Linked DNA regions of Homo sapiens: region 1 is linked to region 2. A link is a contact called in ENCODE Hi-C or POLR2A ChIA-PET data. All regions are on one chromosome and are shown on one strand. Each heading gives the region's core, a stretch centred on a gene start or an enhancer-like site at or near the end of the contact. The rest is flanking DNA. Distances are from core to core; before and after follow the strand shown. Region 1 has its middle 36 kb from the start of CDRT4. Region 2 has its middle 57 kb from the start of TEKT3.

What was found. A loop is a pair of places that touch in the nucleus more often than their neighbours do. ChIA-PET counts read pairs that join two places held with the same protein, here RNA polymerase II (POLR2A). Pooled maps may share reads with other maps.
Region 1: a map of sigmoid colon shows a loop between it and region 2 (3-fold over the local background). The contact joins two enhancer-like sites. A Hi-C loop is called at or near these places in 5 of 168 maps with a recorded cell type or tissue (IMR-90, Right ventricle myocardium inferior, endothelial cell of hepatic sinusoid and 2 more) and 6 of 50 pooled maps. POLR2A ChIA-PET finds 5 or more read pairs at or near these places in 4 of 52 experiments (AG04450, Panc1, WTC11 and 1 more).

Annotation. Positions count from the first base shown.
Region 1 is chr17:15,428,858-15,433,486 of GRCh38, reverse strand. No RefSeq gene overlaps it. Among named protein-coding and RNA genes, the nearest start is that of CDRT4, 36 kb to the left of the region's middle. Within about 2 kb of position 1,976, at least 10 of the 41 ENCODE cell types and tissues checked have a DNase peak (open chromatin) inside an H3K27ac peak, as active enhancers do.
Region 2 is chr17:15,396,508-15,400,811 of GRCh38, reverse strand. No RefSeq gene overlaps it. Among named protein-coding and RNA genes, the nearest start is that of TEKT3, 57 kb to the right of the region's middle. Within about 2 kb of position 2,226, at least 9 of the 41 ENCODE cell types and tissues checked have a DNase peak (open chromatin) inside an H3K27ac peak, as active enhancers do.

The DNA.
Region 1 (4,629 bases), core at 727-3,226, 33 kb before region 2:
AGCCTCACTCCATGTGGACAGCGGTTGTGAAAAGATGGTTAAAGTGCTTTGCGAGCTGGGTCCAAGCAGATGTACACATCTGGACAATGTGGCTCTTTTCAGCCTTGATTGAGTCATTCATTCTTGGAGGCTTTTTGGAATCCCCACACTTTTAGACCAAAGGGCACATTTTCAGAGCCCACACATTATCAGTGCCAGATAAGAGTAGACAGATTGAGAAACCAGGGGAGGTAGAGCCAGGGAAGGGGAGTAAACACAACCTGAGGTTTATTGTGATCTGATGTTGTCAGAGCCTGGGCTGAAGCTAAGGGCTGGGCTTATGTTTGTCAAGCAATCAGGAAAACCTCTGTCTTCTTCTTTCACTACACATCCCCACATCACCTTCCCTCTGTCTCTCACCAGGAACCCAAGGCTTCAGCCAGCTACTGTGGTGCTTGCAAACCCCACAACAGTGTCCTAGATCTGTAAGGCATGGCTAGGCTGGGCCTGTCCCCAGCTCTGAGCATGTGTGTGGGAACATGGGGGCATGCTGGGCAGGGCCAGATGGAGATGAAGGAATACCTCATGTTAGGTGGGGCTTGAAGCCACCCCATATTCTCTGCCTTGAGCCTGACAATTATCTGATTTCTTTATGGGGCAGGCCAGAATATACAGGTGCCCACTCTTGTTAGCACACTGCTCAGGGCAGCAGATGGCATGGAAAAGACCTTGGACTTGGTGCTGAGACCTTGTCTTTTCTCCCAGGCCCTATATTCCAGGGCCAATGGAAATTCCAACCCCATCTATGGCCTTTCTAGGAAGCTTCTATTGCTGGGGGCCCAGCAAAGCTCATGGTATCAATTCACTTCCTTTCTAGATTCAATTGGTCAGCCACCTGGAGCATTCCATTATTTTTGGTAGACAAAGGGATGTGAGAGGCCACAGGATTTCAGGCAAGTTAAAAACCTGACCCTTGGGGTTGTTTCTGTGTGTCTGCCAATGGGGAGGGTTTTTATGGAGAGCAAAGTTAGTTCCAGAAGTTCTAACTTGTGGAAGGAAGAAAGGTGGCCTTCAATGTGCCAAGGTCTCTTGCTCACATTTTTGCATTTTGGAGCTTGTTTAAGCTCCCATAGGCTTAGGCCTATGCTCCCTAGTTGATTAGATAATTATGGAAGGAGGAGAGCCCTTTCGAGATTGGAACTTGGGCCTCTCAATTCCAAGTGCAGGCAGCTTCCCCTAAATTCAGATCTCCTCTTCATTGGTGTTACCCATGACAACCCTGCTGGTGTTCTCAAGTAGAGCAGATGTGTTTGTCCAGTAGCTGCTGACCCCAGTTTCAGCCATGGCTCCTCTACTGTGAAGCAGCCCCGTTGGAGACCCCTCTTCATGTGGCCAGTTTACCGTGTGTCCCTGGACCAGCAGAGGTAGGATGGTGAGGCTGGAGGTCCCATGAGACCTGGGTGAGGTCAGCTGTGTTTGCCGTTATATTTCCAGAGCCCTGCAACGGCCTGGCACAGAGTCGGTGCTCAAGTATTTATTGAGCAAGTGATTTGTGAGAACAAGGCTTAGCACCCAATCTAAAGTGCACTGGGAAGAGGTGGTTTCTTTCATCATATCCACAGGCTGGAAAAACCACTTGGCTTTTTGTAAAGTTTGAAGCACTGAGTAGGCAGCTCTGCTATGAAGGTTATGAAGGTTCCGTCTAGACCCAAGAGTATGATTTGAGTGAACTCTTCAGTAAGTTCCTTTCATGTACCCTTCCTTACGGGATATTAGAGAGAGAGAAGGGACGGGAGGCACAAGTTCAAAAAACTTAACATATAGTGATTCTATTCTTTTAAATGACCAATCCATACCTATCTGATGGAATTCCAAGTAGATTTCCTTTTCTTTAGCCTTCATCAGAAGGGACGTAATTTCCCAGACCCAGCTTGCTCCTTGTTCCCATGTTTGCAGCATGCCAACAGGCATCCAACAAATATGCACCCAGTGCTGCCTGTGCCAGGGCCCCAGCCGTGGACACAGGAGACGCAATCAAGCTTACGTTCTGGCAGTGGAGCATTAGACAAGCGCATGATCGCATTGCAGTGGTGATGCGAGTTACGAAGTGCAGGGCTCTGTGAGTGTATTTGCTTTAGGCTCATGACGTGTTGTTCTCTCAGTCTCATGAAAGAGGGATTATGGAAAGAGGCAGGATTAGTATCAGGACAGCTGCTCATAAAAAGGAGTGAGGTCATGGCGAATTTTTGGCCAAGTTGAATGTGAGTGGCTGCGTAGGTTTTTAAAACTTTGCAAAGCTGCTTTCGGGTTATATTCAGCCCCTACATCCAGGTCTGTTTCTGTAGCGCCATGGAGCGACCCCTGGTTCAGTCAGGCTTTAGGTTAGGGCATCTCTGTCTGTAGCCCTGTATAGTGACAGCACAGAGGAAGTGTCAAACATGTGTACACTGTTTGTTCCAGGACTCTTATTCCCTGACTGCCTCTCTATCCTAGAGGGCTGAGCTGGGCAGCTACAAAGGAGACCTCAAGCCTTCCTCAATGTCCTCTCCAGACCTGGGGCAGGTGCCAGGTCTAAGCCTTCAGCATCTGGCTCCTGGCCTGCTGGACCCCACCTCACATTTCTAGTTCTCCAGAGCAAAAGGACTAGCTCTGCCTCTCATTTCTTGACTGTGGCAGACAGCCCCTGCTCCCTACTGGCGTGGCCAGATTTCCGGGGGCCTCTCTGTAGACTGCGGTGTGGGGTGCATTTCAACCGTGACCTTGCCCTCGTTCTATCTCCTTCCAACCTCTTTGGTTATAGCCATAGTACTCCTCACTCTGTCTTTTACTCTTCTTTCCTTCCTTTCCTTTCTTCAACTTTCTTTCTTCCCATTGCCTCCCTCCCTCCTTTCCCTTCTTCTCTACCTTTTGAGCTTCATTGATTATCCTTTAAATTAATCAAATTTAAATTAATCAAAATTAAATGATGCTTGTTGCAAGTAACTTAGGTTTTCTTGAAGTGTAATTGACAAGTGACGCTGACCCTGTCAAACTTAGGGGGAGCATATGTTCTTTAATACTCAGGTATTAGGAGTAGGAGCTCCAGCCTGAGGACAAAGGGGAGTTTCCGCCTACTTTCTGGGAAGCTCTAAGAAATGCTTGCGTATTCCACAAAACCACCCTAATGGCCACTGGTCCCCTCCGGCCACCCATCTCCTCCCTGAAGCAGCTGCTGCAGGATCCCAGGCCACTGCTGTTCTGCCCTTCCCCACCATAGCTATTCGGTCCCCCTGCAGCTTCCCAAAGCACAGCTCTGCTAGGTTCGCCACAGCCAACCATGTCTGCTGTGACGGATTGGGGATATCAGAAGCTAAACAGAGTAAATTACAATTGCTACCATAAGTGGCTACTCTGGATGGGGTGGTGGATGGCGGGCGGAGGGTGGTGGCCTAAATCACAACCTAAATGTGATTTCTGTTCCCTGGTGAGGGCCGGCTCACCCTTCAACATGGATCTCAGTGTATCTGCATAACTCAAAATCCAGGTCTAGTTTTTCCTTAATCCTGGAGGTACTGGGGCGTCCTGCACCTTACTTTGCCCTGTCCATAGGTTCCCTCTTTTCTTGATCATAGACAAAATTACCCCTGAGAACAACAACAGCCTCATCCATGAGATGTAGTTTAGTTTTCCTGGTGTGGAAAAGAAAACTGCAACATCCAACAGTACACTTTCTGTTGCACGACTTGTTCAGTCAGGAAATACAGTGCATTTGGAGCGTCAGAATGATTTAGCAGAGCAGGGGGCTTTTGTCTGGTCCTCTTTAGAGTCCCACTGCCAGAACATGGGGGAAGTTAAGACTTATAATCACCCATAGCTTTCAAACAGAACACACATAGCATCTCCACCACCACCAAATGACCACCTTCATCATCTTCATCTGCAACCCCATCACTACCGCCATGACCATCACCACCATACCACTACCACCACCATCACCACCACCATCACTGTGACCATCACCTCCACCTCCACCTTCATTACCACCATCACCACCACCACCACCTCCATCTCCACCTGCAACCCCAGCACTACCACCATGACCACCACCACCATCACTGCCATCACCATCATTACCATCACCTCCACCTCTACCTTCAACATCACCATCACAATGACCACCACCATCACCACCAGAAACACTGAATAAAATAATGAAAGTGCAGCCTTAGGCTGGGCACGGTGGCTCACACCTGTAATCCCAGCACTTTGGGAGGCTGAGGCGGGCAGATCACTTGAGGTCAGGAGTTCGAGACCAGCCTGGCCAACATGGTGAAACCCCGTCTCTACTAATGTGAAATACTAAATGTAAAAATACAAAAATTAGCTGGGTGTGGTGGTGGGCACTTGTAATCCCAGCTACTTGGGAGGCTGAAGCAGGAGAATCACTTGAACCCCGGGAGATGGAGGTTGCAGTGAGCAGAGATTGTGCCATTGCACTCCAGCCTGGGCGACAGAGTGAGACTCCATCTCAAAATAAATAAATAAATAAAAATTAAAAAAAAATAAAAAAGAAAGTGCAGCCTTTATTTCTTTATTTATTGAAAAATCTTTCTGTAAATTAGCAAAGGCCCAGTCTCAATAAAAGACCGATTTCATATCACCCAATAGAAT
Region 2 (4,304 bases), core at 977-3,476:
CTGCCTCAGCCTTCCGAGTAGCTGGGACTACAGGCGCCCGCCACCACGACTGGCTAATTTTTTGTATTTATTTTTTTAGTAGAGATGGGGTTTCACCGTGTTAGCCAGGATGGTCTCGATCTCCTGACCTTGTGATCCGCCCACCTCGGCCTCGCAAAGTGCTGGGATTACAGGCTTGAACCACTGCGCCCGGCCAAGACCCTCATTTCTTTAAGGATGGACTAAATGGCTGGTATCATTGCTTACAAAAGTGTGTTGAACTTGATGGAGGTTATGTTGAGAAATAAAGATTACATTTTTAACATTTATGTTTTAATTCCATTTTTTCCACGAACAGTTTGAAGTCTCCTGGTACTTGTCTCTAGCACCCTGGCATAACACTTGCCACACAGAGGATACCCATTTACCTGGTTGCATCTTCTATAGCTTCTAATCTCCTGTAGTACAGGGCCAAGGCTACTTGCTTTTCTTGAACCCCCAGCATCTAACCACAGAGTTTGCATAGAGAAGGGACTCAATGCATACTTAAGAAATGAGCAAATTGATCATGCACTCCAATGTGAGACCACAGTCACCCTGTTCCTGCTTTCTTGGGTCCGAATTTTGGGATGCTGCCCTCCCTCTAATGGATCTGATTAAATCTGGGGTCTCAGTTCAGGTTATTTATTTATTTATTTATTTATTTATTTATTTATTAGTAGTAGTAGTAGTATTGAGAACAAGTCTCACTCTGTTGCCCAGGCTAGAGTGAGTGCAGTGGCAGGATCTTGGCTCACTGCAACCTTCACCTCCCGGGTTCAAGCAATTCTCATGCCTCAGCCTCCTGAGTAGCTGGGATTACAGGTGCATACCGCTACGCTTGGCTAATTTTTGTGTCTTAGTAGAGATGAGGTTCTACCATGTTGCCCAGGCTGGTGTCGAACTCCTGGGCTCAACTGATCCACCCGTCTCAGCCTCCCAAAGTGCTGGGATTACAGGCATGAGCCAGGAAGTCTGGCCAGTTCTGGTTATTTGAATCAAGGCCCAAACTCTCCACCAATCAAGGCCCATAACTCCAACAATATAGGTAGAAGGAAGGAATAACCCGCCAACCTGGGTCAGTTCTTCCTTGCCTGTCTCTGGGGCACCTGGCGGATTAGAGCACAGTGTATACCGGATGTGTGCATGGGGAAGGGCAGGAGCTCAGAACAGAGCTGGACCTCGGCAGTTCTCCCTAATGTTCAGAAATAGATCCGATACCAGGGTGTCATCAGTCAGTGTAGGCCCAGGGGTATGAAGCTCTTCTTACTGAGTGTCTTAACCCCAAGCATCTTCTGTTTTCTCTGGGGGAAATAAGAACATCAGGCTGAGGGCTGCGTTTGTCTGATTGACACCGTACCTCCATATCCCAACACAGACCCAATGGGAAACGTGTGACACGACAGAGGACGTAGCTCAATGAATGTACTTCATAACTTGCCAAGTGGGAAAGAGTGAAGGGACACCAGTTTCTCTCCCCAGGGCTTTGGCCAGCCCTGGCAGACAGAACAAGACACTGGAGGAAGCTCAGTGACTCACGTGGCCCTGGAATGGCTCACAGTCAACAGAGGCTGCTGAGACATCCGTTAAAAGCCATCTCTGTGTGTGTCTAGAGAGCTGCACTCTGTAGTGGCAGGCACAGTGACCAGGAGTCTATTATACAGCCGGGGAGGGGAGGTACATTCAGGGGAGAGAGAACATGGCAGCAAAGAGCAGACGGTCACTTGGGATTCCCAGTTAAAGAGGCAGCTTGGCCACATGTTTGTGGAACTCTATCAACATTACAGAGAGGGGTTAAGGAACAAAAAGGCAGAAAGCTGCGAGGATACAGAAAAGGAGGGTGGAGTCAGTTGCAGCAGCTTTTTGGAAGGTATAAAGCACATGGACAAATAGCAACTGATTTAGCAGATGTAGAAAGCTCCTTGCTAACCATGAGTGAAGAAAGACAAAAAGCAGGTCCAATTTAGACCACAGAACCCTCTAATGGCCCAGGAATGGCAGCACCATGTGCCCTTAGAAGCAGAGGTCAAAAAAAGGGAACATGCCTTGAAAAACTGTTTAAGAAAATGTTAGAGACCCCCCCCCACCATTTCCTCCTCCATCTGCACAGCCAGGACACTGCCTGTACCCCGTGCTGATAGGAAACCAGACATTATTTTTCCTTCTGGAGATGGTGAAACTGAAGGTCTCTGGGCTGAGCGACACCGGGCACAATGAACCAATTCTCAAATGGCTGTTTTGGAACATTTCCCAGTGGCGGTGAGCTGAGTCCTGCAGGAGATGGTGGCCCTGAATTGATGAAGAGGGAGGAGGTTTTATAATGGGGGAAGTGACTCATGACAAAGCACAGATGCCAGAAAAGACCAGTTGTCTGCGGTGGTTGTTAATGAGATGGGCTTGGCTGGTGCTAATGGAGACAGTGAGAGGTGACAGGAATGAGAGATGAAGGTGAACTGGGATCTGAGGACAGTGATGAGGCTCAGACGGGGGATTGAAGATCTCTGCTGGGTTCCGAAGCAAGAAAGCAAAAGACTGAAGCAGCCTTTGATGAAGACGTTTCTGCACCTGAATGTGTAGATTGGGGTCTGGAGAAGCTGGTAGCAGGGACCCCAGGAAAAAGCCTTTGACTATAACCAAGGGATATGGCAACGAAGGGCTAGGACAGGGGTGGGGTGGTGGTGAGAGCAAGCACACTGGCAAACCCTTCGCCTGGCCATGGCAAGTGCTTGCCCATTCCCGTGACTCTGCTCATTTGCTCTCCAAGGACACTGCTGCTCTTCATAAATGCAAATATTTTTGGCAGGTCAGAACACTAGATTTATGAAAGCAAAATCTCAGTTCTTTGAATTATTGAAGGAATCCTTGCCAAAAAATGAACTTGAATTTAAACAGAAAATACATACGGTCTTAAGAGACTTCTTGATCTGTTATCAGTCTTCAACCAACCACAGAGAACTGAATGTGCTGTTCCCTCACATTCAGAGGGGCAGAGCCTGTCCAGAAAGGCAGGGCGTCACCCTTCCCCCACCCCAGTTATTAGGTCTGCAGCCTCCCCTAGATCCTCTCTGCCCTATCCTCTCCCACCCTTCCTTCAGGCCCGACTGTCTCCTCTCTAACGCTGACCCTGAGTCCCTCAGCCCGAGTCAGCACAAGGCTTACCAGAGCACCTTTTGGCAGGTATTAAGTGCATAAGAAACCCAGTTTTTTTCTTTTTTCTTTCTTTCTTTTTGTTTTCTTTTTCTTTTTTCTTTTTTCTTTTTTTTTTTTTTTTGAGACAGGGTCTCACTGTGTTGTCCAGGCTGGAATGCAGTGGTGCAATCTCAGCTAACTGCAACCTCCATCTCCCGGGTTCAAGCAATTCTCCTGCCTCAGTCTCCTGACCAAGCTGGGATTACAGGCGCCCGCCACCATGCCTGGGTAATTTTTGTATTTTTAGTGGAGTCGGGGTTTCAACATGTTGCCAGGCTGGTCTAGAACTCCTGACTTCACGTGATCCATCCACCTCGGTCTCCCAGAGTGCTGGGATTACAGGAGTGAGCCACTGCGTCTGGCCCCAGTTGTTGTTTTTCATTATCATGGCAAAATCCGTGATGGAACAACCTTTGACTTACCAGGGAAGCTGGACTCAGAGTGGCCTGCATCACAGAGCTAATTGCGTGAGCTCAGTAGGTGGGCAGAGAATGCTATTGACCAATTTTTTTCATCCTTCTTTATTCCAGTTCCAGGACATGGTGTCCAGTCTTGTACCAAAGTTGCTTCTTTTTGCCTAGAGTCTAAAGGATGAAACCAGATAGCCTTCCCTCTTATAACATTGGAAATCACACTGGGCCAGTTTGATCTAGGTGTGAATTTGTCACTTTTCTTCTCCTGACTTTTTTTTTTTAATTGTGGTAAAACACCCACAACATACAATTTATTATAAAATTTACCTAGTCATTTTTTCTTTTTTTTCTTTCTTTCTTTTTTTTTTTTTTTTTTTTTGAGACGGAGTCTTGCTCTGTCACCCAGGCTGGAGTGCAGTGGCGCGATCTTGGCTCACTGCAAGCTCCGCCTCCCGGGTTCACGCCATTCTCCTGCCTTAGCCTCCCAAGTAGCTGGGACTATAGGCGCCTGCCACCACACCTGGCTAATTTTTTTTTGTATTTTTAGTAGAGATGGGGTTTCACTGTGTTAGCCAGGATGCCCTCGATCTCCTGACCTTGTGATCCACCCTCCTCGGCCTCCCAAAGTGCTGGGATAACAGGTGTGAGCCACCATGCCCGGCCTACCCAGTCATTTTTAAGGGT